2 separate regions of the Homo sapiens genome follow, and region 1 is linked to region 2. A link is a loop called in an ENCODE intact Hi-C map of the cell type or tissue named here. Cell type or tissue: adrenal gland. All regions are shown on one strand. Links, peaks and the distances in the headings refer to the core of each region. The heading gives the core; the rest is flanking DNA.

Region 1 (16,123 bases), core at 5,835-13,834, 49 kb before region 2:
CACCCGCCTTGGCCTCCCAAAGTGCTGGGATTACAGGTGTGAGCCACTGCACTCAGCCAAGTTGCTCATTTTTTATGCTCATTTTACTGTTGAGTTTTGAGAATTCTTTAAATATTCCTAGCACAGACACTATGTTGGATATGTGATTTGCCATTATTGGCTACCAGTCTGTAGCTTGTCTTTTCATTCTCTTAACAGTAGTTTTCACAGAGCAAAAGATTTTGACATTGTCTAATGTATCCATTTTTTCTTTTATACATCATACTTTTGGTGTCAGGTCTAAGAACTCCTGCCTGGCACAGATCAAAAATGATTTTTCTCCAATGTTTCCTTATAAAACTTACACAGTTTTTGCATTTTACATTTGATCCACTTTGAATTAAGTTTTGAGTAAAATGTGAGGCTTAGGGTAAAGGTTCATTTTTCTGCATAAGGATGACCGACTGTTCCAACATCTATTGAAAAGATTATCTCTTCTTGGATTGCTTTTGCATCTTTGTCAAAATCAAATGGTCATATTTGTGTGGGTCTATTTCTGGGCTCATTCTGTTCCACCGATGTGTGTACCAATCCCTTTGCCAATATTATACTGTCTAGATTACTGTAACTTTATAGTAAGCTTAATATTCAGTAATGTGATCCCTCTAACTTGATTCTCCATTTTCAAAATGATTTTAGCCATTTCTATTTCCTTTGTACTTCCATATAAATTTTAGAATGTCAATATCTACAAAAAGTAATCTGCTTTAACTTTTGTTACTGCAATGCATCTACAGATCCATTTGGGTAGAAGTGACATTTTTACTATGTTGAGTCTTCCAATCCATGAACACAGTATGCTTCTCTATTTAGTTAGGTAACCTTTGATTCATTTCATCGGTACTTTGTAGTTTTCAGCATACAGATTCTGCATGTTTTATTAAACTTGGATCTATGTAAATCCTTTTGGGGGAGCTCCTATAAATGGTATAGCCTTCAAATTTTGGGTTTTCAATTGTTCACTGCCAGTATATACAAATATTGAGGTATTTTTGTATGATGACTGCGTATCCTATGGTATTGCTAAACTCACTTATTAGTTCTAGAAGTTGTTGCTGTAGAATCCATGTCATCATCTACATATGAAATCATGTTATCTGCAAATAAGATAGTTTTATTTCTTTCTTTTTAATCCACATGCCTTTCACTTCTGTTTCTTGCTTGTCTTTAAATCTGGCTAAGACAGTTCAATGCTGAATAAGATAGGTGAAAACATATTCTTGCCTTGTTTCTCAATCTTAGGGAGAACACATTTGGTCTAAATATGCTGGAAACGGTGGGTTTTTATGTTGTGTGTATGTATGTGTGTTTTAAATTAATCAGACTGAAGAAGTACCCTTATTTTCCTAGTTTGCTAAGAATTATTACTTTTTTTTTTTAAGATACCTGGGTCTTGCTATGTTGCCCAGGCTGGAATGCAGTGGCCATTCACAGGCACAGTCTTAGCACACTGCAGCCTCAAACTCCTGGCCTCAAGTGATCCTCCTGCCTCAGCCTCCCAAGTAGCTACAACTATAGGCATGTGCAATTGTGCCTGGCTTGTTTGCCAAGGATTTTTGTCATGAATGGATGTTGTATTTAGTCAACTGATTCTGCTGTGTCAACTGTTATGATCATATGTTTCTTCCTTCTTTAGACTATTAATATGGTGGACTGACTCTTCAATATTGCTCTCCCAGCATATACCCACTTTCTCATGGCACACTGTCCTTTTAATATAGTGCTGAATTTGACTTGCTAATATTTTGAGAATATTTGCCCTCTATGTTCATGAGACTTATTGGTCTATCATTCTCTTTTTTGGTACTGTCTTTGGCTGGTCCTAAAATCAGGGCAGTGCTGGCCTCGTAAAATGATTTGGGAAGTGTTCTTTCCTCCTCTATTTTCTGGAAGAGATTTTGTGGAAGTGGTATTGGTGTTGAATCTCTTTTAAATGTCTGGCAGAGTTCACCAGTGCAACTATTTTGGCCTGGAGAATTCTTTTTGGGGAGATTTTTAACAACAAATTCATTATTAAAAGAATGAATTTAAAAACAGGTACAGGGCTATTCAGATTATTCTATCTTAGATGAATTTTAGTAGTTTATGGCTTTTGAGGAATTAGTCTCTTTCACCTAAATTGTTTAATTTCTGTCTGTAAGCTTGTTCAGACTATTGCAGTATTATCCTTTTATCCTTTATCTACAGTAATATACCTCTTTTATTCCTGATATTGGTCTTTTATGTGTTTTTTTTCTTTTTTTTTTTTTTTTTTTTTTTGGTTGAGACGGAGCCTTGCACTGTTGCCCGGGCTGGAGTGCAGTGGCACGATCTCGACTCACGGCAAGCTCCACCTCCTGGGTTCACGCCATTCTCCTGCCTCAGCCTCCTGAGTAGCTGGGACTACAGGCACCCGCCACCATGCCCAGCTAATTTTTTGTACTTTTAGTAGAGACGGGGTTTCACCGTGTTAGCCAGGATGGTCTCGATCTCCTGACGTCGTGATCCACCCGCCAAAGTGCTGGGATTACAGGCGTGAGCCACTGCACCCGGCCTTATGTGCTTTCTTTAGTATTGGTATTTTGTTTTGTCCTTGCAGTCTTGCTAGAGGTTTATCATTTTACTAACGTTTTTAAAAATAAGTTTGTTTCATTGGTTTTTGCCTGTGATTTTTGTTTTAGATATCACAGCTTTCTGCTCTTGTCTTTATTTTCTTCATTATGCTTGCTTCGGATTTATTTTGCTATAGGTTTTCCTTGTTTCTTAAGGTAGAAGGTTGAGTCATTGACTTGAGACCTCTTTTCTCATCTAAGCATTTTAGTACTATAAATTTCCCTCTAAGTACTGCTTTAACTACATCCCACAAATTTATTATGCTGTATTTTCACTCTTGTTCATTTCAAATTGTTTTCTAATATTCCTTCCAACTTTTTCTCTTACTGTAAATTATTTAGAAGTGTTATTTAATTTTATATTACACTGTATCGGAGAACATACTTGACATAATTTCAATACTTTTAAATTTGTTAAGTTTTGTTTTATAACTCAGGATATATTAATTGTTCCATACGTACTTGAAAAATGTATTGTTTTTGAGTGGAGTGTTCTATAAATGTCAATTAGGTCAAGTTAGTTGATAGTGTTTTCAGATCTTCTATATTCTTGATAATTTTCTGTCTACTAGTTCTATCTATCGAGAGTGTTGGAGTCTCCAACTACAGTTGTGGATTTGTCTATTTCTGCTTTCAGTTCTGTTAGTTTTGAAGCTCTGCTTTTAGATGTATACACATTTAGGGCTGTTATGTCCTTTGAGGAATTTACTCTTTATAAATACGTAATGTCAGCCGGGCACAGTGGCTCACGCCTGTAATCCCAGCACTTTGGGAGGCCGAGGCGGGTGGATCATGAGGTCAAGAGTCGAGACCATCCTGGCCAACATGGTGAAACCCTGTCTCTACTAAAAATACAAAATTAGTTGGGCACAGTGGTGTGTGCCTGCAGTCCTAGCTACTCGGGAGGCTGAGGCAGGAGAATCGCCTGAATCTAAGAGGCAGAGGTTGCAATGAGCCAAGATCGTGCCACTGCACTCCAGCCTGTCAACAGAGCAAGACTCCATCTCAAAAACTAACTAACTAAATAAGTAAATAAATAAAGTCTCTTTTTAACCCTGGTAATTTCTTTGCTCTGAAGTCTATTTTGTCAGAAATTAAAACAGGCAACCCAGCATTCTTTTGATTTGTGTTTGCATGGTCTGTCTTTCACCATCCTTTTTCTTTTGACCTTTCAGTTCATCAGTATTGTTGTACTTGAAGTTTCTAATAGATAGCATGTACTTAGCTCAAGTTGTTTGGTTTTTAAATTTAATCCATTCTCATAATCATTTTTTAATTGACGTGTTAAAACTGTTAACTTGAGGTTAATTATCAGTATGCTTAGATTAAGGTCTACCATTTTACTGTTTGCTTTCGTTTTTTTCTCTCTGTTTTTTAATTAAAAATATTTTATTTCTCTTCTCATTTCCTCTTCCGGGTTATTTGAATTTTTTTTTTTTTTTTTTGAGACGGAGTTTCGCTCTTGTTGCCCAGGCTGGAGTGCAATGGCGCGATCTCGGCTTACTGCAACTGCCGCCTCTCGGGTTCAAGTGATTCTCCTGCCTCAGCCTCCTGAGTAGCTGGGACTACAGGCATGTGCCACCATACCCAGTTAATTTTGTATTTTTAGTAGAGACGAGGTTTCTCCATGTTGGTCAGGCTGGTCTCAAACTCCTGACCTCAGGTGATCCCCCCGAACTTGGGCTCCCAAAGTGCTGGGATTACAGTCATGAGCCACCATGCTCGGCCTTTGAATTTTTTTAGTTCATCTTATCTACTATGATTTTGCCTATACACATCTTTTTGTATAATTCTTTCAGTGGTTGCTCTAGGAATTCCAAAATATATACTTAACTTTTCACAGTCTACATGGAATTAGTAGTTTACCTTCCATTTGCCACACTGGTGGAATGGAAGGTTAAATTGTTATAATCTTTTTTTTACTTCAATTGTCAGAAATGTTTTAAAGAACTCGAGGAGAAGAATAGTCTATTATATTTACAACTTCTGTTGCTCTTCCTTCAGCCCGGATGTTCCAGGTTATCTTCTAGTCTCATTTCCTTTCTGTCTGAAGATCTTTAACAATTCTAATTTTAGAGTAGGTGTGCAGCCCATGAATTCCCTTAGTTTTCTTTATTTGAGAATGGCCTTACTTCAGCTTCATTCTTGAAGGGTATTTTCCCTGGAAACAGAATTCTAGATGGACAGTTTTTTCTTTCAACACTTTAAAAATGCCCTGCTGCTTTCTTCTGTACACCACACTTTCTGGCGAGAAATCTATAGTCACTCAAATCACTGTTCCAATCTAGGTAATGCATAATTTTTGTCTGGCTGTCTTTACTTTTCAGCAGATTGATTTGCATTTAACCTATTTGGGGTCTGCTTAGCTTCTAGAATCTGTAGACTTACGTCTTTCACCAAACTTGGGAAATTTTTAGCATTATTTCTTCAAATGTGTTTTCAGCACTGCATTCTTTCTCTTTCCCTTTTGAGACTCTAATGACACACAAGTTAGCCCTTTAGTTATTGTTCCGCAGTTCCCTGAAGCTCTGTTTATTTTTCTCTATCTTTCTCCCCTGTTTTCCAGTGGGACAATTTCAGGTATTTTAACTTTCAATGTTAAAAATTCCATTTGTTTCTTCTTTGCATCTTCTGTTTCTTTGCAGATACTACTTTATCATTTGTTTCAAGAATGTTTGTCATTGCTTTTTCAGTTATATTTATAACAGTTGCTTTAAAGTTTTTGTCAGATCATCCCAAAATCTACATCGTCTTGTCACTGGCACCATGGCTACCTTTTTCCATGCAAGTTAACATTTTCATGGCTTTTCATTTGATAAATTATTTTGAATTCTATTCTGAACATTTTCAATGACATTAGGAAATCCTGAGACTTGTTTAAACCTTATGATGAATGTTAATATTTTTGCTTCAGTAGGCAATCAACCTAGTTAGGTTCAGACTGCGAGTTGCAACCCGCCTTCTATGGGCTGTGGTTACATGTCAGTTCCACTTTCAATGCCTTCCCAGTACTAATCTCATCTGAAACAGGTGTACTGGAACCTGGGCGAGGTCTACTCATTAGCTCAGTTGCCCAAGTTTCTTATATGCTATTAGGGTCAGATGCATGCATGCACAGGTTGGGGGTGAGCCCAGGAGTCCATAAACAACTTTATAGGGTTACTTTCCCAAACTCCTTTTCTGTGCTCTCCATGATACTTCCTGGTTCCCTAGGACTCACCTTTCCAAACCTTCGAACAGAAACCACCCAATTCTGCGGCTGTGCCATGAATGACAAGGTGGCAAGAGGACAGAGAAAAAAAATGTGACAGGTTTTGGTTTTGTGCTCCTAGAGTCCTGGCTTCCTCAAATAAAGAATGGTTCTCTGCTCTCACTGTTTTGGCTCCTGCATGTTCCTGTTACCTGCTGCTCCTGTTACCTCCAGAACTGTCGGCGTGCTGGTGCAAGAGAAGGGGGGTGAGCAATGGGGAGGGGTTCTCTCTCTTCTCTGAGCTTTAGGAGTTGCCTTTCCTGGTCTGGGAGATGGAACTACAGGATCTCTCCTGGAGGCTTTCCTGCCTGCACCAAAGCATTTGCTTCTGCTCCTTGGGCTGTACTTCAGTCAGACCAGGAAATATCAGAGGAAATCATTCAACTCACCACCAGCTCAGTAGCACTTTGAATTCTGGGGTGCATCCCCAATCTTCCCACTGCTAAAATTTTCCCAAGTACTCAGACAGCTGTGTCACACATCAATCCAGGATTTACAGTGCATTTCAGTGGAAAGAAAAATGGATGTGTGTGCTTTCTCTACCTTACCCAGCACCCAACTCTTTGGTCATTTTATTATGTGCCAGATATTGTATTCACAAAATTGGTCATACAAGTCATGTGAGGCCCAGAATAATATTCCTTCCTGCAGAAAGGCCTTCCGTGCACATGCCTGAACCCACGGCACTCCAAGACCGTCCTAATGAGGGGCTGAGATGCTCTGAGGTGGGCTCCTCTCTCTGCAGGCCTATCTCCTTCCAGCTAGTCCTTCCTTCTCCAGTACAGCGCTTCAGCAGGACCACCCTCAGGGCCCTGGACTCTATAAGCTCATTTTCTCTAGCCTGATGAAGCTGCTGAAGCCACAAGGCCTCTCAGCCACCCCTGCAGGAATGGGAGATGCTCCCTGGGGAAAAGGAGCCAAAACTAGGTTCACATCCCTATGTCTCCATCCTTCCCAGGACCCCAGCCTAATAATTCTCCACTATGATCAGATTTCAAATGCCTTCACACAGATGACTTTTATCATTTTTTGGTTATTCTCAGTGGATGGTTTATCTAAATTAACAGATCTGCCACCAATTTTTCCTTTTTTTTAAATAGAAAAAAGACCAGCTCAAAAAGGTTTCCTGAGGTCACTCAGTGCATAGATGAAGGAAAGAGGGTTTAATTTCATTCTATTAACCGTACTGTCCCCTAAACTTACACCACAGTGTCCCCTGCACCCCTACATCACAGGAAAAATTAGCTCTTAGGAGGGTTTTTCTTATAATTGGGTGTGTATGTATTAAAATCCAGAAGTAATATACGAACATATACTTATTTAAAAATTCAATCTTGTAGGCAAGGCTGCTTCTCTCTGATTTCTCAGCCCAGGCTGAGGCCAAGCCCTTTACCTGAGATCACCTTGTTTCAGCTCGTTGCTTTGTTTGGATTTCGTTATTAGGCTGACCTGTCCCCCATGGGAACGAATCTCCAAAAGATAATGGGAGTCACTGGAAGCACATGACATAAAATTAAAAATGATTTACAGATATTTTTCATGAATGTGCCATAAGGTTATGTCAAGTTATAGAATCAGTAACTTTCCCCTGCCAACTGGTAAGGAATTAAACCTTAAATTTGTTCAAGTGACTATTTTCAGCCTCCCAAAGGACCAACAAGATTTAACTGACAGCCCAAAGCACGGGCTTGTTGGCATCTGTACAGGCAGGTGCAGGTGCAGATCAATGCACAGTGATAAATGTCTGTGTGAACACTTTAAAATCAGAGTCTCAGCACCAACAGGGACTTTCCCACCCCACCCCCCAAAGCAAGCAGAACCAGCAGAGGCGTGTCTGCTGCAGGTGTGCGGCACAGAGGAAAGGGACAGGAGCAAGGAGTTGCCAGGTTAACACTGTGAAGGAAGGACAGCGGAGCTCTTCAACACACACCTATATGGCCATGCGAGCCACCTACTTGGTGGGGTAACAGGGCAGACTCAAACCTGGAGGCTGCTTTGACTGAGCTGATTCAGCAGAAAACAAGGATAGGAACACAGCCCCACAGGCTGCTCTGCGCCATGGGAGACAGGGCAGGGTGAGCCCCCTGCATGGACCTGGGCACGGGGCACATACCGGCTGGGTCATGCACAGAAGGAGGCCTGTACATGAAACAGGGAGGGGCTTGTGTGGGCGCCTGCTGCTCATACCTTGGCTGGCTTCTGGCGGCAGGGAGCTTAGAGGAAGTGGGGGCGAAGATTCAGGGGCCTCGGGGGCGGGGTGCTCAGCCACCGGACAGATGATGAACCACCTCTTCCCGGTGTGCAGGACTGAAGGGCAGAACAGAAACAGCACGCTGAGTGAGTGAGCGCCTTTCCAGGCCAGTGTGACCCCCATCACCTGCACCAGACTTGCCACAGTGGGTCTGTGAACTCCTTTACACCTATGGGATTTTCTCCAGGAAGGGTGTGGGCAGAGAACACTGTTCCCAGTCATTAATCCCCAACGCTTCCCTCCACGAAGCAGGTGGTTCCCCAGGCTCCTTGGTAAAGAGGCCCTGGTGATGGGCTTCTGCCTGCTCTTCCCTCACACCAGAGGGCAAGGGGTGCACAGCAGAACCTGGGGTGCCTCACTGGCAGCCCCCGAAGCTCCCGAGAGGACCCCTCGCGTAGGCTTGGTTCCTGGGATGCCCAAGGCACCATCCATGAAGGCCGTGATGCCGGTTGCAGGTGACAGCTCCTCGGACAGGGCAGCTGTCCCCAGACTGGGGCCCCTGGTCACCACATGCTTCCATAATCCCCCCAAGCAATGGCCAAACCCCTGGTAATATGCTGAGTGGGGACTTTCATCAAACGCCTGCTTAAAAGCAGGGAGGGAAGTTGCAGACTCACCGTTCTGCTGATACACGGGGGCGTTGGCTTGGGATTGTCGGCTCTCCTGAATGAGGTGGAGGGTCAGAAATGAGCCCACTGAGCTGCAGCGCCCACCTGCCCAGCCACTGCACTCTCACCACCTCCCACCCCGGATTTCACAACCTCACCTCCCCGGTGCCCAGGCCGCAGGTGCTGAGGTGTGGCGGGCTGGTCCCTGGGTCGGAGCCACGGTCGGCGTCTGTGTCCTCGCTGAGCATGTCCTCTGCCTTGTCCATGACATCCTTCATCTGCTCGATGAACGTTTCCCGCTCGGCCTGCAGGATAAAGTCATGCTCCACCTGCAAAGGGACATACTGCCAGTGAGGACCAGCTGCAAGGCCAAGACCACCCTAGGTCTTCATCTGGATTGACGGATGTCTACCCTGTACCAGGCCCCAAGGGAAGAATGGTGAAAGGGTGCAGTCCCCAAGACAGGGGCTGGACAGCTCAGCAAGTGACATGGATGGCCCCAGGATGGGAGGAGAGCAGCCTCATCTTGAGAAGCAACTCCCTCCTCCAAGCATGGGACCTGGGCCAGCAATGCCCTGCCCCAGCTGGAGCTGGTTACAGACCCTGAGGCCGGTCCAGCCATCTTCAGAACAGGTAAGTGCATAGGATGCAGGGGGCCGAGGACGGGGACTGGGAAGAGGGGAGGGGGTCCATCTGGGCACAGGTGCCCAGGCAGTCATGACAGACAAGAAGGATGGATTTGAAGGCAAAGGTTCCAGCCAGCAGGAGGTTGTGGGGGACAGAAAGCAACAGGGGGACGGGAAGGTTATAGCAGGATGGCCATATGTCACCTGTCGGTCTGCGCACCCCCTGCTCTCCCAGCCTCAGGCTTTGACCTTCAACTATGGCCCGGGCACACAGGCAAGCGTGGCCTGATGTCCAACGAGCAGCTCCTGTCATGGCTGAGGGGAGGTCCCACACCACAGCCTGAATGCCACGAAGCCTCCAGACCAGGGGCTCAGGAGATGTCCACAGTCTCCAACTTTCACAGTGGGCATGTGGCCCTGGGCTCACACCGGCTCTGGCTAAATCCTCGGCCATTCAGGCAGAGAAAATGCTGTGCATCTCATAAAACCATAACCAATGGAAGAGGTCAGCCTGTGCCACCACCCAGTGGGGTCCAGACCCTGCCCCTTTCCTGCCATGGCACCTCCTCCCAGGCAGACACCTCTGCAGTCACCGAGATGCTCTAGGCCCTGCCTGGGGCATCTGTGGTCTCAGATCCCTTCTAGGATGGGCACATCTGCCCTACTATAAACAGCTGGCTGAAAAGCAGAGCTCCTCTGCGCTCCACACTCCCCTGGCACCCCAGACCCCAACCCCAGGAGCACCACCTGCATACACCTCCAGACAAAGTGCTGGCTTGTGCTGTGTTCCGTGATTCACCACTTAATTTAGTGTAACATGTGACTGCAATGTTGTCTAAGAGGAGTACACTGTGGCCAAAGTTGGAACATCCAGCCAGCTGTGACTGGAGTGCCACATACGAGAATTTAAGCAACGTTCCAATTTTGTGAAATTTTCACTAAACAAAACTGAACTAGAACCCCTTTGCAACTAGAAAATGTTTTCCTATTATGTTTCTTTTCAAGTATGTTGAGAATAAAATTAACTTGAAAACAAAATAAAAATCTAAAAATACAAGGTCCAGGTAAAACCTGGCATTAGAATCCACGCCAATTAAATGAAACTTCTGCAGTTCCACCTTTACTAAGGGGCTGGCAAGGTCGTCATGGTCAGAATGATGAACCCAAGGCCTGCCGACCTCTAACCACTGATGGGACATTCAGGGACAGCTGGTACCTCACACTCACAGAAAGACAGTCCACAGGGCGGGCAGAAGCTTGTCTAAACAGCGCCTGTCCCACAGGCCACACACCCACCCTTCAACTCGAACCTCTGGAGCCAGTCTGTCCCTGGGATAGGAATGGGCTGTGAGGAGGAGGGCTGCTGGGCTGTTTTTATGGACCAAATTTGTATATCTGTAGCATGCTTACTTCACACAGGTATGTTAGGTGACTTGGTTTACTAAGATGGCAGAAAAAGCAATAAAATGAGAGGAGTATCCGAGTGCTGAGTGAAAAAAACAAGGCTGAGAAGATGCTATTTTTACAAAGCACACAGCTAAAGATAGCCCCATTGCTTACTGTGCAGGACTTACATGTGTGCAGCTCACAAAGACTCACACACAGAGACACACAAGAAGACTGAAAACCAGGGGGCCAGTGGACACGACACAGGCTGATGTGGCTGATGTCGCATGTGTGGCTTCCTGCTCGGGCAGGCAAGCACTGGAAGCGTCAGCCGCACATGCAGCATCAGCTGGTGGCTGAGTGATAACTTCACGGGTGTTCACTTTATTATTATGCTTTATCATGTTTGAAACACATGTGTATAAAGTAATACAAGACACAGGTTTAAAACACAGTAAGATGAGAGAAGAAATGTTCTCCAGTTTCAGTGGCCCAGTGAGGACCTGGTGTTTGTGCTGCGCTGACGAACCAGCTGCTTGCTGCTGACAAAGACTCCTCCCTGACCAAAGCGCAGCTCACGCCTCTGACCCTCCAACTAGGCTTGACTAGGCCCCATCATGTCTTCAGCCTAAGCCAGTTGTAGAAAGAATTCCCAGCCTTTGTATCTGACCATATTCCTCATCTCCCACCTTTGAGGTTGAACAAAGCCTCTCACCCACCCCCAGCAAGGATCCTGTTACGAGGGTTTCTCCAGAATCCCTGACCTTGATGTCTCCTCTTAGCTATTTTCCAGCCACCCATCACCACACTGCTCCTCTGCTACCAATCCCCTGTGGTCTCTGCTGCATTTGGAGTTAAACTCATTCTCTCTCGCTTATTGCCACAGTCCTGAATAAAGTCTTCCCGACCACTGTAGCAAGCGTCAGAAGAATTTCTCTAATGCTGCGGGGGATTATGCTCTGGACCTGGGATCTGGGAGGGCTTTGTCCAAGGTGTCTCTGCAAAGCAGACACTAAGGCAGGGACTTGCTCCCTAGGAGCAGAAAGCCAGGGGCTTCCCCCTGCAAAGCCCACATGAGGCTTTCACGAAGCCAGGGCAGGGGTGGCCAGGGGGATGCAGCCCAAGGGGGCAGCTTTCTGATGATGTGCAATGCAGCAGCCGCAGGCAGGCACGTGGGGCAATCTATGATATTAACTTGAGTGGTATATTCTATTCCCTACTCATGCCGGCCTACTCCAGGCACTTGGTGGCCATCTGGAGTGAGCGCTACAACACTGTCCAGTGTGCTGCTGGCCCCTTTAGGACCTGGCTCCCTAAACCTCACTGATGCAGGAATAATGGTCTGGGGAGAATGTTCTCCTGGGAGGCAGTCACGGATGCACCAGGAAATTTGAGGACCACATGTACATCCTTTCCATGTTTCTTCGTGCGTGCTTTCAGCTGGAGAGTTTCTGAGGGCCCGAAAACGATCCCCACTCCTAGCCTGGCTCAGGTGCTGGGGACCACAGGTGTGGGGCTGTGAAGGCCTACAAGGTGCTCATGGACTCAGGTTGGTCTGCACAGGCAGGGAGGGGTGGCTCCAGAGGGAGATGCAGGCAGAGCTGGGTGGGCACATGGGACATGGGTCAGGGCTCAGAGCCCGCACTCCAGCTGGGGAGGCTGGAGGAAGCTCTAAGCAAGGACCACAGGACATCAGACTCCGGGATGCCCTCCCGTGCCTCACTCAAGGAACCTACCCACAAGGCTTCCTTTTATTTGGAGGAAGGGCTCAGATGCTCCAGAAGCCCTCAGGGAGCAGCATCTTAGAATGGTTAGAACATCCTTCAAGCTGTTCTTCCAAACCCAAGGGGTTTCCGCCCAGTGTGGGGAAGAGCCCGAGGCGTAAAAGGTCAGCACTGTCCCGAAAAGCCCCTGGGCCAACCGACACCTCCACACAAGGCCAGGCTCGACATGTGACCTGTGGCGCTCTGCTCAGGCCCACACGTGTCCAAGAAACACCGGGAGCCAAGCCACCCAGACCCAGCCTCACCATATACGTGGCAATTTCATCGGGTGCGTCCCCGTCCAAGTCGAACTTGAAGGTCACCATCTTGTGGTTGTGCGTCTCCAGCTGGCACTCCACCATCTTGTCCCCAGTGTTGCACACCTGGAAGGGGCAGCATCAGCACCCACCACGGGCGTACCCACACGTGCACCCGCCACACCCCCACACACCCCCAAGTACCCCTCCCCCCCACCCCCACCACACCCCCGCCACGGCCCCACCCCCACCACACCCCCACCATGCCCCCACCCCCACCACACCCCCGCCACGCCCCGCCCACTCACGTTCAAGATGGTAAGCCGGGGCCGGCTGGCCCTCTCCTGCCGGGAGCGCGCACGCGTGGACCTGCGGTGGTGTTTTCGGGCTGCCCTGCCCTCCAGCCTGCCCCCTCCAAAGGCGCCTTCACAGCTGTCACTCAGCTCTTTTCCAGAAGTGACATCAGAACCTCCATAGCTGAGCAAAACCCAAGAACATTAATGGCACCAAAGGACAACCAGCACGTCGGCAATGGCGGGGAAAGTCAGCTTATCTGGAACAGTCTGGAGTCTCCAGGGCCCAAATCTGTGACCTACAGAGGCAGCCCGTCCTGTGCGAATACCCCAAGCCTGCTTCTGGGCCCTCACCCAGCTCCCTGCTGCACCCAAGTGGCACGGGCAGAAGGAAGCACAGGCTTCCTAGCTACTAGCTGCGTTACCTTGATCCTCTCAGTCTCCTGACCTGCGAATCAGCCCCTGTGCCTCAGTTTCCCCATCTGTGCTACAGCAACAGAAACACACCCACCACTGTTGTGAGGCCAATCCGTTTTGCAGTTTGCAAAATGCCAAGCCCAGGCAGTGCCCAGCACCCCAGGAGGGTGGAACAAATGGTCACAGTTCAAATAAGGACACGGTTCATTTCCTGAAACACCTGTGTCCACAGCCCAGGAGGCCAGGAAACCCAGGATCGGGGCTGGATTCAGCCCTGTACACAGGGGGCCACCCTCCCAGCCCCCTCCTAGTCTCTGGGCACTGCCAACTCCGCCCATAGCCTCTCCGTTCTGGAACATTCTCAGCACTGCAAACCAGAGCAGAGACCCAGAGCCCAGCCAGGGGCCTCTGGCTACCAAACTCCAACAACAGCTGGCAAGACCCAGAGAGGAGGGCCCTGAGGCTCCACCAGGTCAGGTTTGAAAAACCCCTAATGGCATCAGGGCAAACTATAGTGGGTTCCAGGGGAAGCAGCAGCAGGAGCCAGGCTGAGTGGCTGTACAGGCCTGCGCCCCTACACCCGTCCTGCGAGGTCGAGGCTGGGCCACACTACCTCTCACAGCTCTGCGGGAGGCCGGGCGGCTTGTCCTGTGAGGCCTGCTCCTGAAATAAACACCCGGAGAAAAGAGAACAGGTCATGCGGACTCCCGCCTCCCTGTGGGCACAGCCACGCATAGTCAGCTCTCCCTCCCCACTTCCTCAGCCCAGCCTGCCCCGCTGCGTTCTCCTGCTCTCTTCTGCAGCCAGGTGGGTACGACCCAGGGGGCGTCACAATGGGAGCAGGCATAGAGGTTTTTATCTTGTTGAAACGCTTGGACCCGAGTGTATTCATAAAAGCTGGGAGCCACTTCCTTTCCAAAAATGTTAACCCACTTTGATCATCCCTCAAAGAGGACACACTGGTGCTATGAAAGCTTTTCACAGTCTCTTGCATCCTGTCCCAGGGAAAGCATCCTCTAAACCTGTATCTATAAAAATCACACCCTCTGTCTTGATGTGGCTTACAGAAAGTGTGAAATCTAGGGAGAGGTGAGAACAGAACCTGGGTGGCTGTCCCAGAGCTAAGCAACCCCGACCTCTAGGACTAAGACCCCAGGTCACTATGCAGATCCCCGGTGGCCGCAACTGCCCAGTCATGGGACAGGCTGGGGGGAGGGGCACACACCTCTTGGACTGGTTCCACCGTCAGCTGGACAGTTGGGCAAGGGCTGGCGATCCCGGGCCCGCCAGGCAGCGGTGGGTTTGCTGGTGGCAGAAGTGTGGCAGTCTGGGTGGGCACACTCTGCACAGAGGCAGACACCGTGGCCAGGGAGCTGGGGAACTGAGGCAGGAGCTCAGGGGCGGCAGGCAGCAGCACTTCCGGCAGAGGCGGCGAGAGGACCGCAGCCGGTGGCACAGGCACGGTGGGGACCTGAGCGGCGACGTCCACAGCATAGGGAGCTGGGTGGCCAAGCAGAATCTGGGGGCACAGGGGACAAGGTGCAAGTCAGGGCCGGCGCTGCCTTCACTGAGGGGGCCGTGCCCAGGTGTGTCTGGGAATACCCAGGCCGAGATGGGAACACCCCTCTCCAGACCACACCCTCCCCAAGGGGAGTCCCTGTCTCAGAGCACATTTAGCAGATGGAGTGAGCAGAAACAAACAGGAATGGTCATTCTCACACCCCTTTCTGTGGAAGAGTCTACTTGTGTGCAAAGGCCAGGAACGGGGCTCCGTCTATGAACCTGCCAAGCTTGGTTGAAGGGTCAGAGAACAGGACACACAGCATCAAAGCCAGGCCCCCACCACCCACTGGGGCCTGCGGCAGCCTGCCCCATCTGGCCCCCGGTCAGAGTGTGCATAGGGCCTCAGAGCGCGCACTGACACCTGCCGCCTCCTGGAGGGCGACTGCGGCTTAGGCTTGGCTTTCTCACTGTTCTCGTCTCTCTCTAAAAGCTCCTTGGCAGTAAAAGGTAAGACAAGTGGGGAAGGAGGAACCATGGATTGGAAAGTGCAAGTACCCTCTGTCTTCTGCCCCCATTTTGGAGTTGAGAAGGCTGAAATTTTAGAGAAACTTCTCACCTCTCAGGGCTGGAAGGAACAGCCACATTCACTGGGCCTGCTGGCCCTGAGACCCTCTGTTGGCAGCCAGTGGCAGGGTCAGAAATACCAAGCCCCAGCCTAGCAGGTAACCACTTCCCTCCCGGACAGACAAGACACCCCAGCTGCTGCATTCAGGGTACCCCATGGGGTGGCCAGCCCAGCTCATCAACAGACTTCTGGACCCTTCCCCAGCCAAACAGCAGGGACAGCCACTGAGTCTGGCAGTGACCCTCACATGTCACAAGGCACCCCTCTGTAGCCACTAACTGTGCCCAGAAAGGCTCTTCAGGTAGGAAAGCCCAGACAGCAAGGTCCCCCTCCTGCTCCCTGGTGTGGCCCTCGGCCTTCTGATAAACAGACCTGACTGCAAACCAGCGGGCTCTGAGCTGCCGCTGAAACCTGCTGGGACCAACAGCACTTACTCGGGTGGGCCACAGGACGGATGCGATTCTTCCCACTCACTGTCTAATCAAACACCACCCTGCTATCCAATATGTACCAT
Region 2 (16,123 bases), core at 3,219-11,218:
AGAAAAAACGGGAAGTAGGGGGGCGTACCCTGCATGCACTACAGTCTTCATTTTTAACAGCAGTTACCTACTGAAGTTGATACATGTAAGACACGAAAGTCAGAAATGGTTAACAATGGTGCCTCTTAGAGGTGGGCTTGGAAGGGAAGAGGATCTCATTTTATATTCTACACCACACGACTATTTTAATCAATGTAACACATTGCTTGGTAATTTTTACAGTAGGGGAGACAGGGTCTCACTCTGTCACCCAGGCTGGAGTGCCGTGGTGTGATCATAGCTCACTGCAGCCTCAATTTCCTGGGCTCAGGTGACCCTCCCACCTCAGCCTCTTGAGTAGCAGGGACTACAGGCACATGCTACCACGCTGGCTAATTTTATTTTTTTAGAGATGGTAGTCTCACCATGTTGCCCAGGCTGATCTTGAACTCCTGGGCTCAACAGATCCTCCTGCCTTGGCCTCCCAAAAGTGCTGGCATTACAGGTGTGAGCCACCATGCCCAGCCTGCTTGGTACTTTAACAGTCGGTTAGTGTGTCCCCCTCTGAGCCCTGCCCAGAGCCCACCTACAGGGTATGCTGCCCCCACAGAGCCTGTCCACATCCTCATCACCTGTTTGCTGACATCGGGTTGGCCTGCATTACAGGAGCAACTCCATGAACACCTGTGGACTGAATTCATTCATTAACCTATTAGGAAGGCTCACAGTCAACAAGCCAGGGCAGGAAGAATGCACCTGATCCCTAAGTGATTTCCAAATCCTGCCAGACTCACACGGTGCTTAAAGGTTTGGTGTTGAGTCAGAGGCGGGGGCCTCCTGGCTGCTCACTCAATGTGATGCCCCTCCCTCCCAGACACTGGAGGGTAAGGTCAATCAGCACCAATCTTCCTCCTACCAAGTCCCCAGTGCTATGCAAATTCATGGCTCTTGTTCCCTCATAGTGGTGAAAGTCAATCAGATGACAAAAGACTTAAGGCATTCTGGGACAATGCCAGCTCTTATTTGCTCTAGGAAAAAGGTCCTGTGGGTCACACACAGGCAAGGCAGGACAGCACCCTCCAAGCCGGGCAGCAAAGCCCCTCAAGGGCTGCACGAGTCACACAGCCAGGGTGGTCAGAAGATTCTTGGTCCCAACGGCCCTTCCCAGCACCCCCAGGACACCTGGGAAACACATCAGGGGTTGCCTTCGATGTTGACTGAGAGCATCAGAGGTTCCTGCCCTGAACATGGCAGGGTGTCTGCAGGCAGCCCCCTCCTATGACACTTCAGGGCCACCTGCTCTGCCAGAACAGTCCCCAGTGGGCAACGGTTGGAGATGTCAGACCTACTAGGGGCACACTTGGGATTCCGTGGCATCTTCCTTTCAGCTAGGCAGGACCCCAAAATCCAACCCCTTGAAGGGGCAGAACTGGGTCCCACCAGGAGGTGAGCCCCACGCACACTCGGGCAGAGGAGAGTGCCCAGAACCAGTGAGGCTGAGCCCCGAGAGATAAGCCTGCTGCAGGGCCTCGCTCCAGTTCCGTGGGGCCGTAAATCAAAACCAAAGGAAGCCTGGAGCTTCTCTGTCCACAATAGTCCCATGCACAGAGAACTGGCCCAGGACAGAGGCCCCAGGTGCAGGATGGGAGGGCATCAGGTCTCTGGTAGAGCTCAGGCCTAACCAAGGACTTATCTCCCTGTCACTTAAGTGCTCACACCCAAAAGCCATGATATCCACAGGGACACACTGGGAAGACAGCATGAGACTTCCACCATATATGTGTCCCCTTCTGTTCCCTCCACCCCCGGGAGGGTGTCCCCACTGCTCTAGGAGGCTTGGCATCCCCACACACTCCACGCCCTCCTGGTGGGAAGAGCCTCCCTGCTACTCCCAGGTCTGGAAGATTTGAACCAGTCGACCCAAGCTGGGGGCCAGCAGGCTCCTGCCTGCCCTTTCACCACAAAGTGGAGAGAGGGTCTGGGTCTGGTTCCAGGAGGACAGGGTTTGGCAAGTGCACAGGAATGGCTGGTGCAGAGCAAGCCACACCATCCCCCATGCTCTGTCTGGAGTCGCTCAGTCACGGAGGCTCTGGGTGTGCGGAAAGGGCTGTTCACAACCCCATGGGAACGCAGCCAACAGATGAGAAAACCAATAAATATGCAACTACACACTGTGCCAAAAATTACCAGTCAGGGCACCCCTGCCCCCGAAGAAAAGCTCCAGTTTCAGGCAGCCTGGGGAAGAAGGCATTCCCCACCCCACCTAAGGCACGGGCAGGTCTGAGGTCCCTGGAGGAAGTGGCCTCTGTGCAGGCATGATGTTTGAGCAGTGGGTGGTTTATGTCACTACAGGGCCAGGCAACGGGGCGCCACTTGGACAAGAGGCAGGCACTGGGCCTGCTCTGCAGTGAGTGGTCAGTGGGCTCAGTGGAGCCATTTTGATGTCCACACCAGGCATCTGCCACTGACCAGCAAAGGGGAGGCCTGACAGAGCTCTTCCACCTGCTGCCTCCAACATTCTCTGCTGGTCTTAAAACAAACTCACTTCCTTTAAATCCAAGTTCCCTCTTTAACCTCATCTTGAGCAACAAAATACACAACCGCATTGACAGGTGAGCCAGTGTGTGTTTTTTCTAATTCATGATTTTAAAAAGAACATCACGGCTGGGCACGGTGGCTCACACCGGTAATCCCAGCACTTTGGAAGGCCGACGCGGGCAGATCACCTGAGGTCAGGAGTTTGAGACCAGCCTGGCCAATGTGGTGAAACCTCATCTCTATTAAAAATACAAAATTAGCCAGGTGTGGTGGCAGGCGCCTGTAATCCCAGCTACTCGGGAGGCTGAGGCAGGAGAATCGCTTGAACCCGGGAGGTGGAGGTTGTAGTGAGCCGAGATCACACCATTGCACTCCAGCCTAGGCAACAAGACTGAAACTCTGTCTCAAAAAAAAAGGACATCATTATAAAGATGAACATTTTTCCCGACACCACCAAATAAAAGTGGCCAAGGAGTGTGAGGAGTCACAGACGGAGGCTGATGTGCCCCTAGACTTCTTTGCAGAAAAGGGACCCTGACGCCGGTGACCTGTCCCAGATGCTGCCCTCCATCTGGATGAGTGCAGCCAGGGAAGGAGGTGCTCAGTTGGGGGTGAGTCGGCGGCACTGGACTCTTCCCACATTCAGTCTTCTTTGTCAAGGGCTCCAAGAAGTTTACAATTCTCTGAGGCAAAAACCTGAACTTGAATATCTGGCCCCTGGTTGCTTTTGTAAATCATACTATTTTATTTAAAAAGGGAGGGAGGAATTATTAGCTGGGTGTGGTGGCACACGCCTGGTGTCTCAGTTACTTGGGAGGCTGAGATGGGAGAATCACCTGAGCCTGGAAGCAGAGGTTGCAGCTGAGCCAAGATCCTGCCACTGCACTCCAGCCTGGGCCACAGAGCAAGACCCTGCCTCAAAAAAAGGGGGTGGGAAGGGGCAGAGGGAGCAGGGGAAGGTGCCAAGTGAGCTTTACTCTCTTAAAGGCCACCTGGGACCCTGCCGCCCGCACATACACACCGGTACTCACCCTGTCACCCACACACAGAAGGAAGTAGGTGCCTGCCTGCCCCAGGGGTAAGTTGGGATGTAAAATGTGTCATCATAGGGTCAAACAGTTGTAAAAGATGCCATTTCCAGCATTTTATAAATACTGACTTTTTAAAAATGTTCTTTGAAATGTTTCCCGTGGAACCCAAATGTCGGCAATCTGATGCCCTCCACCAGCTGTTTCTAAACACGGGAATAAACACGTCTCCAGCTCCAACCAGGACGCAACCTCCATTCCCACGGAGGTGATGGACACGACGCGGCTCTTCCCGAAAGCCTCTCACTGACTGCCCTGCCACACTTCCCTGCCATCACATCATTCCTATCGGAATCTAGCTTTCCTTAGTTTCCTGCGAACGTAAGACTCTAAGGACCAAAGGATTTTCTTCAGAACTGAATCACTATCATAAATTAGCAGTGCATAGTTGACCAAAGCAAAGGGATAACTAATTTTGTTGAAAGTGCCTCCGTTACTGAGCCAGATGGAGCTCTTGTGCCAATTACTTGGGGTGTCCATGGGTGACTGTAAATCATATGTAGAAGGAGGCAGGCCCAGCATCGTTCTGTCCACCTTCTGGTGTGCGGATGTTGAACTTTGAGAAAGCCTGATCCTGTCAGCCAGTAGACGGGTGGAGAGAGTCTGTCATGGCCTTGTCACAAACTCTCCATGCTCCCTTGAGCACGTACAAAACTTCAGCTGTCCTTCCCCGGGACAAGCTGGCAGCCATGCCAGGGACTCCTCTAGGTTCTACTGAACACATGCAATGGGGGTGGTGCCCGGTCCATACTGGCTTCCCATGCCAGCACCCAGCATAAGAGCCAGCAGCAAGGGGAGGTCCAGGGAAGGTCGGGGGTCCCCACCCACCTGCCTGTTAGGAAGCCCCCATGCCCAGCATGAGCACGGCAGGTCAGTTTTGGGACTGGCCCTCTGTGCTGGGCCCCGCCCTCCCCACCGCAGGGCTCCGGTCACAGGGCAGGCTGCAGGAGCCCTCCCCACCCCAGGCCCACCCAATACCCTCCATCGTGGGCAAAGACAGGGCCACCATGGGATGCTAGTGGAGCTGTCACCACGTGGCAGGGATGGGTGGGCAGCCCAGGAGGAGGGCAGGACCACAGAATGGAGCCATGAAGGCCAAGATAAAGAAGAGGACCAAAGGGGGACCCAGGCTGGGTCAGGCACCCCTGAGGCAATGAACCATGACAGGGTGCAGCTGACAGGACTGTGGACCACCTGGGGTCTGATGCTGGGGCAGCACGGGCAGGCAGGAGCCTTCCCAAGGTGCCCACTCCCCGGGCCCACCACACCCACAAAGCCTCTCCCGGGACCTGAAGCCTCACAGTCCACAGACCAGATGTGGTCCTTCCTTCCAACAGGAACCTCACCAGGGCTGGACAGCCCCCAGCCCCCTCCTCAGGCCACCCCATGGAGGTCTCCCCAGCTAGGGCCTCAGGGAGACCCAACCCTCTGCCCAACAACAGCAGTGACACGCCATCCAGTTAGTCTCTCTGCCCATCAGCTCCTGGCTGGGCTGCAGGGTCATCAACTCTACCTCACTGGGCCCCATCCCCCTTCACAAAACAGGAAAGGTCGGAGGTCTCCTCAGGGTTAGTGCACGGCTGTGCTGACAGGTAGAGTTGCCCAGAACCGCAGCTGGCACAGCCAACCTCACCCTCGGCCCCTTCCTACCATGTCCCGTCCTGCACTGGTGTTGGGCAGCATGGACAGAACAGGAAAAGCTATTCCAATCAGAGAGACGGGGTGGAACCTAGGCTCAGACACTAACCCTGCCTCTGAGCTCAGCTCCCCATCTGTGTAGTGGGCAGATAGCAGCACCCATCCCCCACAGTGTCCAGCCCTCAGCAAGTAATATGCACCCTGTGTACACCCTCGTGGGCTCTGGGTGGTACACCTGCCTCCAGAGGAGGCCTGGCCCACTGCAGATCAAGCAGACAGGACCTATGCTCATTCACACCCTGGGGGAACCACTTTAAACAACCAAGACTCCCTCCCCAACAACCCTGCAGCCAGGGAACCCTGTCCTGGAGGAAGAGAGGATCCCCTTTGGTCCCCAGGCCTCCAACACCAGGTGATGTCCCAGCCAGGAGGAGCCCGGCGCTAAGCAGGGTGGGGCCTGGATGCGCCTGCACTCTCCAGGCTTCCAGGGCAGGGCACCAAGGCCAGTGCCACCATCTGCACCTGCACTCACCTGGATCAGAAATGACAGAGCCCAAGCGAGGAAGCAGGTGGGCAAGCTGGTGGCAACAGGTGGAGCTGGGCACATGGCATACGGGTGTTTTATTTCCAAATAAATGTTTTAAAGCTTGCAGGGCTGACCTAGAGCTCCATAAAAGCAAAGGAGCCCCCACATAGCCTCTTCCACCTGAGCGACCCCACTCTCAGCACTGCGTGTCCCAGATGGGCTAAGCCTCGGCCCACACTACCCTGAGTAGGCGCCTGCCCAGCCCTCTGTGGACAGGGGTCTCCCCAAGGACCAGCATCCTTAAATGAAGACCACCAGCTAAAAGCCAATGACAAACTTGGAAACAATCCACACTTAATCCTTAACACTAGGGGTCTCTGAGGGGAAAGGGAAAGGGCTTCCTCCCTAGGATCCATATCCACACTTTTGGATGCAGGTATCCCTACTGTGGTCAGAAGAACTGATGAGCATTTGTCCTTGTGTGCACTTTTTGAAAGAGAGGAGCAGGAGGGACTCAAGCCGGGCATCACCCAGGGCTGCCACAGGCCCTCCAGGACAGTGGCCAGCCCCGCCCACGGCATGTTGACCAATGGGACTGGGGGTGTTGGTAGATACAGACCATTCACATTTAGGGGAAACGGCTCAGAAAGCTACCTTGTCAGAGGGCCACCTCGTGCCAAGGCACCTGCCATCAGGCTGGAGGGAGGAAGAGAGCTTGAACCCATGCCCCTCCCCTCCAGGGACATCCAGGTGCCCTCCTCTCCTGTCTACAGGTGGGCTTAACACGGGCAGCTGAGGGGCAGAGGGACACAGGCCTGGCCCCGGTCTCAGCCACAAGTCCTGGTGCCATGTCACTGGGTGGCCACCCTCCTCTCCAAGGCCAGAGGTCAGCAGGCTGCCCTGGCCCTGCATGAGTCCTGAGAGCCAACCTGTCACATCCAGGCTCCCCACGCCCGTCTGTTCTCCTTCGGAGGCAGGGGGAAGAGGGAGAGCCAGGCAAGGGGTCCCTGGGGCAGAGGGGTGCAGCCAACTCAGGACAACCAAACCCCAGGAAGCCGGGGCAGCCCTGGCCCTGACAGCCAGACAACCCAGACACACACCCCCAACATGGACAGGCAGCTGTGCAGGCAGCAGACACTGCAGGGCCAGCCCCAAAGGAGGAGGCCTTTCCTGTTCTCAAGGGAACACTGATGTTACTTCCTGACGGGGAAATGTCTGCTCGAACCCTCGGCCCTGGACCAGAGCAGTGGTTCGACCACCCCAGGATGAAATGAAAATGGGGCCCTCCCAGTGGGCACACAAGTGAGGAAGAGAAATCCCCATGGGGCCATCCCACCACAAAAACTTTCCTGATTGCAGGCCTGGCTCCTCCCCAGGAGAACACATCGGCACTCACCCAAGGTAACTGGGAGCCCGGCGGGCACAGGCCAGGCGGCCACCCCTGCATCTGACCACATCATGTATCTGGTTTCTAGAAAGGGCCAGCCCCACCCCATGGCCACTTCCCGCAGGGACACCTAAAGATAGATTTGGATAGCACCAGGGACACAGGTCAGCAGGGTTAGCAGCTCCACCATCAAGAACAGCTCCTGTGGGGTGGGGCAGGCGGGGCACCCCAGGGCAAGGCCTGTGGAATCCTGTGGAGTTCCACAGAATTCTGAGGAGACAGCTGTAGAGGCCAAGCTACTGGGGTCTTCCTGCGGCTGCCCTGCCCCCACACAGGGTTCAAAGGCTCAGGGCACCCCAAGGTGGCAGTGGGTGAGGGTCTAACAGTCTGTGGAATATTGTGGCCCCTCGAAGGCAGGCCCTTCCCCCCACCCCACCCCCCCAACGTAGGGAAATACCCAGACCTGTAGCTCTGGGCAATGAGGAAGGGCTGGGCATTCTGGTGCCTGCTACTGTACAAGGCCCTGGTTCTGGCTTGGTCTTCTACGCCTACGCCCAGAATGAAGTCACCTAGGCCTCACTTCCTTTCCTCCCCAGAGGCCCTAGGTGGCCCAAGCTATCACCAAGAGCTAAGATGACCTTGAAGGCCAGGCTACTAGGATTCAAGGCCGGTGTTGGCCTCAGGTCAAGATGTCCACTGAATAAACATGTGCCCAGGCACAAACATCTGTGGTGTCCCTCTAAGCCAGGAATGGCACCAGGCTGCTTGGCAGGGGAGTGGGGGCACCAACAGATGGCCCCAGCAGCATGAGATCAGGGCCACAGGAGGACCATGGAAGGGTAAAGCAGCATGGGGGTGAGGTTAGGCCCCCCTGCCCACATCTGCACCCCAATCCCATTAACTGACTCCTCAGTACCTCCCAGAACTGGCGGCAAGAGCCTTGGGGACCACAACCGAGACGGCAGGTACACAGCACACATATACCTGAAATAAACCTCAGCACCATTCATCCTCATGCCACCATTCTGACTCTTCTGGAGAAAAGGAAACCCCACACTCAGCACTGCTTCTCCCACTAAAGTTGTGCGGCCCAAAACAGTAGCTACACATGTGGCTAATGAGCACTTGAAATCAGGCCAGTACAGGTTGAGATGTTCTGTAAGTGCACAGTACGTGGCAGCGGCGTAGTATCTTCTTAAAAGATTTTTTGGGCTGGGCACGGTGGCTTTCGCCTGTAATCCCAGCACTTTGGGAGGCCGAGGCAGGCGGATCACGAGGTCAAGAAATCAAGACCATCCTGGCCAACATGGTGAAACCCCATCTCTACTAAAAATACAAAAATTAGCTAGGCGTGGTGGTGCACGTCTGTAGTCTCAGCTACTTGGGAGGCTGAGGCAGGACAATCGCTTGAACCTGGGAGGCAGAGGTTGCAGTGAGCCGAGATCTCGCCACTGCACTCCAGCCTGGCAACAGAGCAAGACTTCGTCTCAAAAAAAAAAAGATTTTTTTGAATCTTATTGATAATTTTATATTGATTCACATCAAAAACATAATATTTTAGATATACTAAATTCCATCTGTTAAAATTAATTCCACCTGGTTTTTTTTTAGTTCTTTTTGTTTTGTTTGTTTGTTTGTTTGTTGTTGTTGTTGTTTTGAGACCGAGTCTCACTCTGTCACCCAGGCTGGAGCGCAGTGGTGCAGTGGTGCAGTGGTGCGATCTTGGTTTACTGCAACCTTTGTCTCCCAGGTTCAAGCGATTTTCCTGCCTCAGCCTCCCGAGCAGCTGATACCACAGGTGCTCGCTACCACGCCTGGCTAATTTTTGTTTCTTGTTTTTTGATACAGGATCTCACTCTGTCACCTAGGCTGGAGTGCAGTGGTGTGATCATGGCTCACTGCAGCCTCGACCTCCCAGGCTCAAGCAATCCTCCCACCTTGGCCTCCCCAGTAGCATCACACCCAGCTAATTTTAGTATTTTTTGTAGAGATGGGGTTTTGCCATGTTGCCCAGGCTGGTCTCAAACTCCTGGGCTCAAGCGATCCACCCACCTCAGCCTCCGAAAATGCTGGGACTACAGATGTGACCTACCATGCCTGGCTTCCACTTGTTCCTTTTATACTTTTAAAGTGACTGCTAAGCTGAAAATTGCACATATGGCTCACATTTGTGGCTCACATTACATTTCTATAGGACAGGAATGCCTTGGAGCATTACCACTAAGCAGTAGACTAAAAGCAGAGAAGCAAGGCAGAACTTCAGCAGTCTAACAGGGCTGGGAAGATGGCAATCAGAGCCCAGAGTCTGGCAAGGAAGAGAGGCCTTGGTAGACGTGCAGGCTTTCAGATTAGCCCTTCCAGAAGGGCTGTATACTAGAAGTCTGGATAAAACAGAACAGACCAACCAGCCCTCACAGGGGCTGAAACACAGCTTTGAATCAGTTCAATTCCAGACGGGGTTAATATGATTTGCTCTTATTCTGCTGCCTACTAGAGGCGGTAAAAAGTAAATCTCTAGTGAAAGACAAAATCACCCAGAGCCTCAAATATGTCCATAATTTCTAAACACAGCAATAAAAAATGACCAAGAAGATCAGGAGACAAGACCAAAATGATGAAAAATAAAAATAAAAGAAGAAAAACGAGACGATAACAACAAATTCCCAGGGGATCCAAATATTGCAGTTATCAGACACAGACTTTAAAATTTGTGTGAAATTAAAATTAGTGTAAAATTAGTATGGTCCAAAAAATAGCAGGACAAATAATTTCACCAGAACTAAAATCTATGAAGTCAGAAACAAATAGAAATCTAGAACTAAAAAGTAAAATTAAACCCATCTATTGAGTTCAACAGCAGATTAGACATAGGTGAGAAGAGGATTAGCAAACTGGAAGGCAGCAGAAAATAAACGAACTGAAACATGGACAAATGCATATGAAAAAGAAAATTTAAAACTTATAGAAGACAAAGGGGAAGGTCCAACCTATGTGTAAATGGGGTTCTGGAAAAGAGGGTATAAATAATGAAATCAAAACATTATTTTAAAAATAAGGCCAGGTGCAGTGGCTCATGCGCCTGTAATCCCAGCACTATGGGAGGCCGAGGTGGGTGGATCACCTGAGGTCAGGAGTTCGAGACCAGCCTGGCCAACATGACGAAACTGTCTCTACTAAATATGCAAAAATCAGCTGGGCATGGTGGCTAGCACCTGTAATCTTAGCTACAGTCAGGGAGAATTGCTTGAACCCAGGAGGCAGAGTTTGCAGTGAGCCGAGATCGCGCCACTGCACTCCAGCCTGGGCAACAGAGCAAGACTCCATCTCAAAAAATAATAATAATAAATAAAAATAATACCCCAGTTTGTGACCAGCTTGGGCAACATAGTGAGACCCCATCTCTACAAAAAAATTAAAACAGCCAGGCATAGTGGCACATGCCTGCAGTTCCAGCTACTCAGGAGGCTGAGATCAGAAGATCACAGGACCCCAGGGGTCCTAGGCTGTAGTGAGCTATGATTATACCACTGCACTCCAGCCTGGGTGACAGAGCAAGGCCTCATCTCTAAAATAATAATAATAATAATAATGCCACCACATTTTCTAAAATTGAAGCAAGACACCCATAGATTCAAGAAGTGCTAAAAGCCCCAAGCAGATTAGATACAAAGAAAGCCACACCTGGGCATATTACAGTATAAAACTCCTAAAAATCAAACACAAAGAGAATATCTTAAACTCAGCAAAGAGAGGGCGGGGGGGGGGGGGGCACTACCTTCAAAGGGGCAGCAAGTAGACTGACAGCTGACCTCAACAGAAACCATGTAAAATGACTATGCAATAACATCTCAAAGTGATGAAGAGGCCAGGCGTGGTGGCTCATGCCTGTAACCCCAGCACTTTGGGAGGCTGAGGCAGGCAGATCACTTAAGGTCAGGAGTTTGAGACCACCCTGGCCAACATGGTGAAACCCCGTCTCTACTAAAAATATAAAAATTAGCCAGGCATGGTGGCATGCACCTGTAATCCCAGCTACTTGGGAAGCTGAGGCAGAAGAATCACTTGAACCCAGGAGGCAGAGGTTGCTGTGAGCCGAGATCATGCCACTGCATTCCAGCCTGGGCCACAGAGCAAGACTCCGTCTCAAAATAAATAAATAAATAAATATATAAAAATAAAAAATAATAAAGTGATGATGAAGAAAAAAACTATTAATCTCAAATTCTGTATCCAGCAAAATTATTCTTTAAATAAGAATAGGGACTCTTTAGACAGAGACAGCAGTGGCAGCAAATGGGTACTAAATGGAATACAAAGGGGAAAACTTCAGGTAAAGGGAAAGTGCTGTGAGACGTTTGGAAACGCAAGAAAGAACAGAAAGCAATGGAAAGGATAAATGCATCAGTCATTGTCACTCTCTGCTAGTATTAACTGTACAAAAGAACAATTTAATAATGTCATATGGGATATAAAAGACAGGGAGGGCTAAATTATATAACAGTACACAAAAAGCAGGGGTGGGTAAGAAGAGTGGGTAAATGGAGTTCAAATGTCTTAAGATGCTTATACTGCCCACGATGTGGTAAAGTGCTAGTTTATATTAAACTTCAAACTTTGGATACATGTTGTAATCTCCAGCATAACCACTAACTTTTTGTTTTGTTTTGTTTTGTTTTTGAGATGGAGTTTTGCTCTTGTTGCCCAGGCTGGAGTGCAATGGTGTGATCTCGGCTTACTGCAACCTCTGCCTCCTGGGTTCAAGCGATTCTCCTGCCTCAGCCTCCCGAGTAGCTGGGATTACAGGCATGCGCCACCATGCCCGGCTAATTTTGTATTTTTAGTCGAGACAGGGTTTCTCCATGTTGGTTGGGCTGGTCTTTAACTCCCAATCTCAGGTGATCCACCAGTCTCGGCTTCCCAAAGTGCTGGGATTACAGGTGTGAGCCACCATGCCCGGCCAAGACTAAAAATTTATAAATGAATCTATAACGAATTTGTAAGTGCAAACTCAAAATTGCCCAAAGATTCATGAATAGCTCATCTAGTTACAGGGCAGCCACATCTGAGAATACACATTGGTTGTTAAAATTACCATTACATGGATACATTAGTATGTGATAAAATAATGACCAAAAAATATGAATGAAGTAAAGTGAAATAAAATGACAGGTGGAATGAGCACAACTCAGAGCCCACCACCCCTGCCCTCTTGTCACCTGCTACCCTGCCCTCCTCAACTGTCCAGCTTCAGAGCCCGGGGTTCCCAGGATGTGCCCATTGCAGAAGCACAACCATCCTTGTTGCTCCAATCTACTCTGGGAAGACGGCTCTTATATCCCTTCCCAAGATCAGAAGAGGATCCCAAGTACAACACAGAGCTCAGGGCTCAATCGGTGCCCCCTCCCTGGAAGTAGGCTGATACACAAATGAGGGAAAAGCCATCTCTCCTCCTTGACTGAGACTAGAAAAGCTCAGGTCTGGTGCCCACGGGGACTTCTCCACCTCCACCTATGACGTTTCACATTCAAAAGGTGGGAACAGCCCCAAGGCGGAGTCCAAAATTCTGAGTCCAAGCATCCCAACACACACCCTGGAGAGCCCAAGTTTGAAGAGTCTTTTTCTCACTCACACCCAGAGATGAAGAAACACCCCTTCCTCCACACCTTCCTCTCTCTTTTAAACAAACATCTGCCATTGGTTATGACCTACTGGGCAGCCACACACTGGGCCCATGAAGGTGACCTTGAGACAGGACTTCTACCCTGAGGGCTCAGTCCTATGAGCCCTGCATGTCGATGCTGCTCCCATTTTACAGAGAGGGAAGTGGAGACACAGACAGGCTCAGCAGCTTAGCAAGGGGCCGGCCGGACCTTGAACCTCGGCAGCCTGACTGTGGCTGCCTCCCCATCATGTGCCCCGACCACAGGCCACTCTGGGGGCCATAGGGAGGGAGAGGAGGGCCTGGCAGAAACAACATAGCCAGGGTTTATCCTGGAAGGCTCAAGATAAGAGCCTCTGAGCAGGCAGGGTGAGTAGTCATCTGTCAGCCAGACAGATGGGGCTGGGGCCAGCCTCTCTGGGATGCTGTCCTGCTGGGGGGCCACACACTGTGACTCCATCAGGCAGTCAAGCCACACCAAGCCCGGCAACAGAATCCACTCTATGCATGACTAACCTATCCTTATCCCAACATCTGGCTGCTGGCTTTGCTGAAACCTAGAGTAGCCTGGGAAGAAAGGGAATGAAATCTCTCCATTTTGTAATTTCCTGCAGGGTCTGGGGGCACCTCCCACAATTGAAGAGTTAAAATTAGGTGAATGAATTAATAAGCCAGTGAATAAACAACTAATGAATGAGGAATGATGAGTGAGGGAACCGATGATGAATGAGTAGATGAATAACTGAATGGTGAGCAAAAGAGTGAATGAGTAAATGAGTGAGTGAATGTGTGAGTGTGTGAATGAGTGCGTGAATGGGGCAGATGAGTGGATGAGTGAGTGAGTGAATGTATGAGTGAGTGGATGAGTGAGTGAATGAGTAGATGAGTGAGTGAGTGGATGGGAGTGAATGAGTAAATGTGTGAGTGTGTGAATGAGTGAATGTATGAGTGAGGGAATGTGTGAGTGAGCGAGGAGTAGATGAGTGAGTGAATAAGTGGACCAAAAAGTGACTGAGTGGATGAGAGTGAATGAGTAAGTGGACGAGTGAGTGAGTGAATGTATGAGTGACTGGATGAGTAAGTGAATGAGTAGATGAATGGTGAATGAGTAGATGAGTGAGTGAGTGAATAGGAGTGAATGAGTGAGTGAATGAGTGGGTGGGTGAGTGGATGAGTGGGTGGGTGAGTGAATGAGTGGGTGAGTGAGTGGATGAGTGAGTAAATGAGTGAGTGAATGTGTGAGTGGATGAGTGAGTGAGTGAATGGATGAGTGAGTGAGTGAATGTATGAGTGAGTGGATGAGTGAATGAATGAGTGGATGAGTGAGTGAGTGGATGGGAGTGAATGAGTGGGTGGGTGAGTGGATGAGTGGGTGGGTGAGTGAATGAGTGGTGGGTAAGTGGATGAGTGAGTATATGAGTGAGTGAATGTGTGAGTGAGTGATGAGTGAGTAGATGAGTGAATGAGTAGACCAAAGAGTGACTGAGTGGATGAGTGAGTGAATGAGTGACTGAGTGTATGAGTGAGTGGATGAGTGAGTGAATGAGTGAATGAGTGAGTGAGTGAATGAGTGAGTGAGTGAGTGGATGAGTGATTGAATGAGTAAATGTGTGAGTGTGTGAATGAGTGGATGTATGAGTGAGGGAATCTGTGAGTGAATAAGTGAGTGGATGAGTAAGTGAGGGGATGAGTGAGTGAGTGGATGAGTGAGTGAATGAGTAAATGTGTGAGTGTGTGAATGAGTGAATGTATGAGTGAGGGAATGTGTGAGTGAATGTATAGTGAGTGAATGAGTGAATGTGAGTGAGTGAATGAATGAGTCAGTGAAGAAGGGAGGGAGTGAATGAGTGAATGATATGAGCGCATGAGGGTAGACATCCTCTGGGACGTGTTCTCCTGGAAGCCACTGAAGTCCCTGGGGCTCCCATAGCGGCCCTGGACACACCCTTGAGACCCAAAGGAGGGCCGGTCTATGTCTGTGCTGGCCTCACACAGCCTGGGACATAAAAGAGACAATGAGCATCTGGAGAACAAATGACCATGATGGTGCCCTGGACCCTGAAGCGGGAGAAACCAGCCCTCAGGCAGCAGGCCTGCCCATCTTTCCCTCTACTCAGAGGCCTAGAAGGGCAAAGAGCCCTCACCTGCTCAGGGATGCAGAGTGGAGCCTGCGGGCTCACAAGGAAAGGGCCTGGTATGATCTCAGCAGGCTCAGGAGGTGGACAGATCTGAGTGAGAGCAAAGGTCACGAGGCTGATGTGCGGCAGGCTTGAGTGCCCCAGCACCCACGCGCACAGGAAGGCGAGTTCCCCAGCACCTGGGTTCAATGGGCCCAGAGGCAGCTGCAGACAGTGTGGTCCCACTCGCTCCCCTGACAGCCGCCCTGACCCAACTCCACAGCCTGGCAGCCAGTGGTCTGCCCCAGGCTCACACTGTGGCCAGCGCTCCTAGTCATCCAGCAAGGGCCCAACAGTGAGCAACGCCCCAGTCCCCCATCCCTGCCCACCCTGCCCATCCCTCACCCCTCCATCAGCACGAATAGCCCCACCTCCCTCGACACCCCACTGTCCTCCCCAAATCTCAGGAGCACCACAGCCCACATCCCTGGGGTGGGAACGCTTACTGCAGAGAGGCAGGGAAGTCACTCACGTGGGGACAGTGCATGAGGCCGTCGGCAGATCAGCCACACCAGCCATGGGCCCTGCTCACCCAAGTGGGCAGGGTCAGGCTGTGGGACTGCTGCCCAACCCCACCATCCTCACAGTGGGGCCCCAAAGAGGGGAACCCCCAACTCCCCACCACAGCATGGAAATGCATCTTCCATCTCTCCCAGGCCACAGAGAGGTCATGATCTTGGTGCCCACAGGCGTGGGGCTCCTCCCTGGCCATGCTCTGGGGGTGTCCCACCAATCCCCCAGTCAGAGTGGGGGCACAGGCACCATGATAGACCAGCCCCACTCGCTTCCTGGAGGATGACATGGAGAATCTCCCCTGGGATCCTGGGGGAAGGGCGGGCTTCGACCATCAGCAATGGTGACTTTCAGCACGCACTCCACCCTGCCTTGAGGCACCCAGAGAGGCCACACAGCCAGTGCCACCAGCAGGCCTGGCTCAGAGGTCCTAGTCCCCTTCCACCACATTGCAGCCTTGTTCCTTCCACCCAAGCACAGCCCTGGGAGCTGCCCCTTCTACTTTAAGCTGTTTCTCCTCAACCGCACCCCAAAACCCTACAGAACCCCCTCTGAAGTGGTAAGAACAAACCAAGACCAGAAGAATCCCAGATGTTCCAAATTAAGGTTCCTGAGGCC

What was found. A loop is a pair of places that touch in the nucleus more often than their neighbours do. Peaks named below come from ENCODE experiments on the same cell type or tissue, not always from the same donor. Only the 100,000 strongest peaks of a DNase experiment are listed, where the experiment ranks them.
Region 1: it touches region 2 in a loop (5-fold over the local background); 4 of 110 quality-filtered maps call a loop at or near these places.

Annotation. Positions count from the first base shown.
Region 1 is chr9:93,260,691-93,276,813 of GRCh38, reverse strand. It overlaps WNK2 (WNK lysine deficient protein kinase 2), which reads right to left. Exons shown (of 30, transcript NM_006648.4): 13 at 14,707-15,000; 14 at 14,095-14,144; 15 at 13,080-13,248; 16 at 12,781-12,897; 17 at 8,898-9,068; 18 at 8,749-8,794; 19 at 8,068-8,187. LOC124902214 (a long non-coding RNA gene) reads left to right here and starts at 8,153. Exons shown (of 2, transcript XR_007061668.1): 1 at 8,153-9,372; 2 at 11,234-11,666. RefSeq lists an enhancer at 13,277-13,945. In adrenal gland, for the core only: no CTCF peak of the experiment used is centred there; no DNase peak of the experiment used is centred there.
Region 2 is chr9:93,209,500-93,225,622 of GRCh38, reverse strand. The region is part of intron 2 of WNK2 (WNK lysine deficient protein kinase 2); the gene reads right to left. Among named protein-coding and RNA genes, the nearest start is that of WNK2, 33 kb to the right of the region's middle. In adrenal gland, for the core only: no CTCF peak of the experiment used is centred there; no DNase peak of the experiment used is centred there.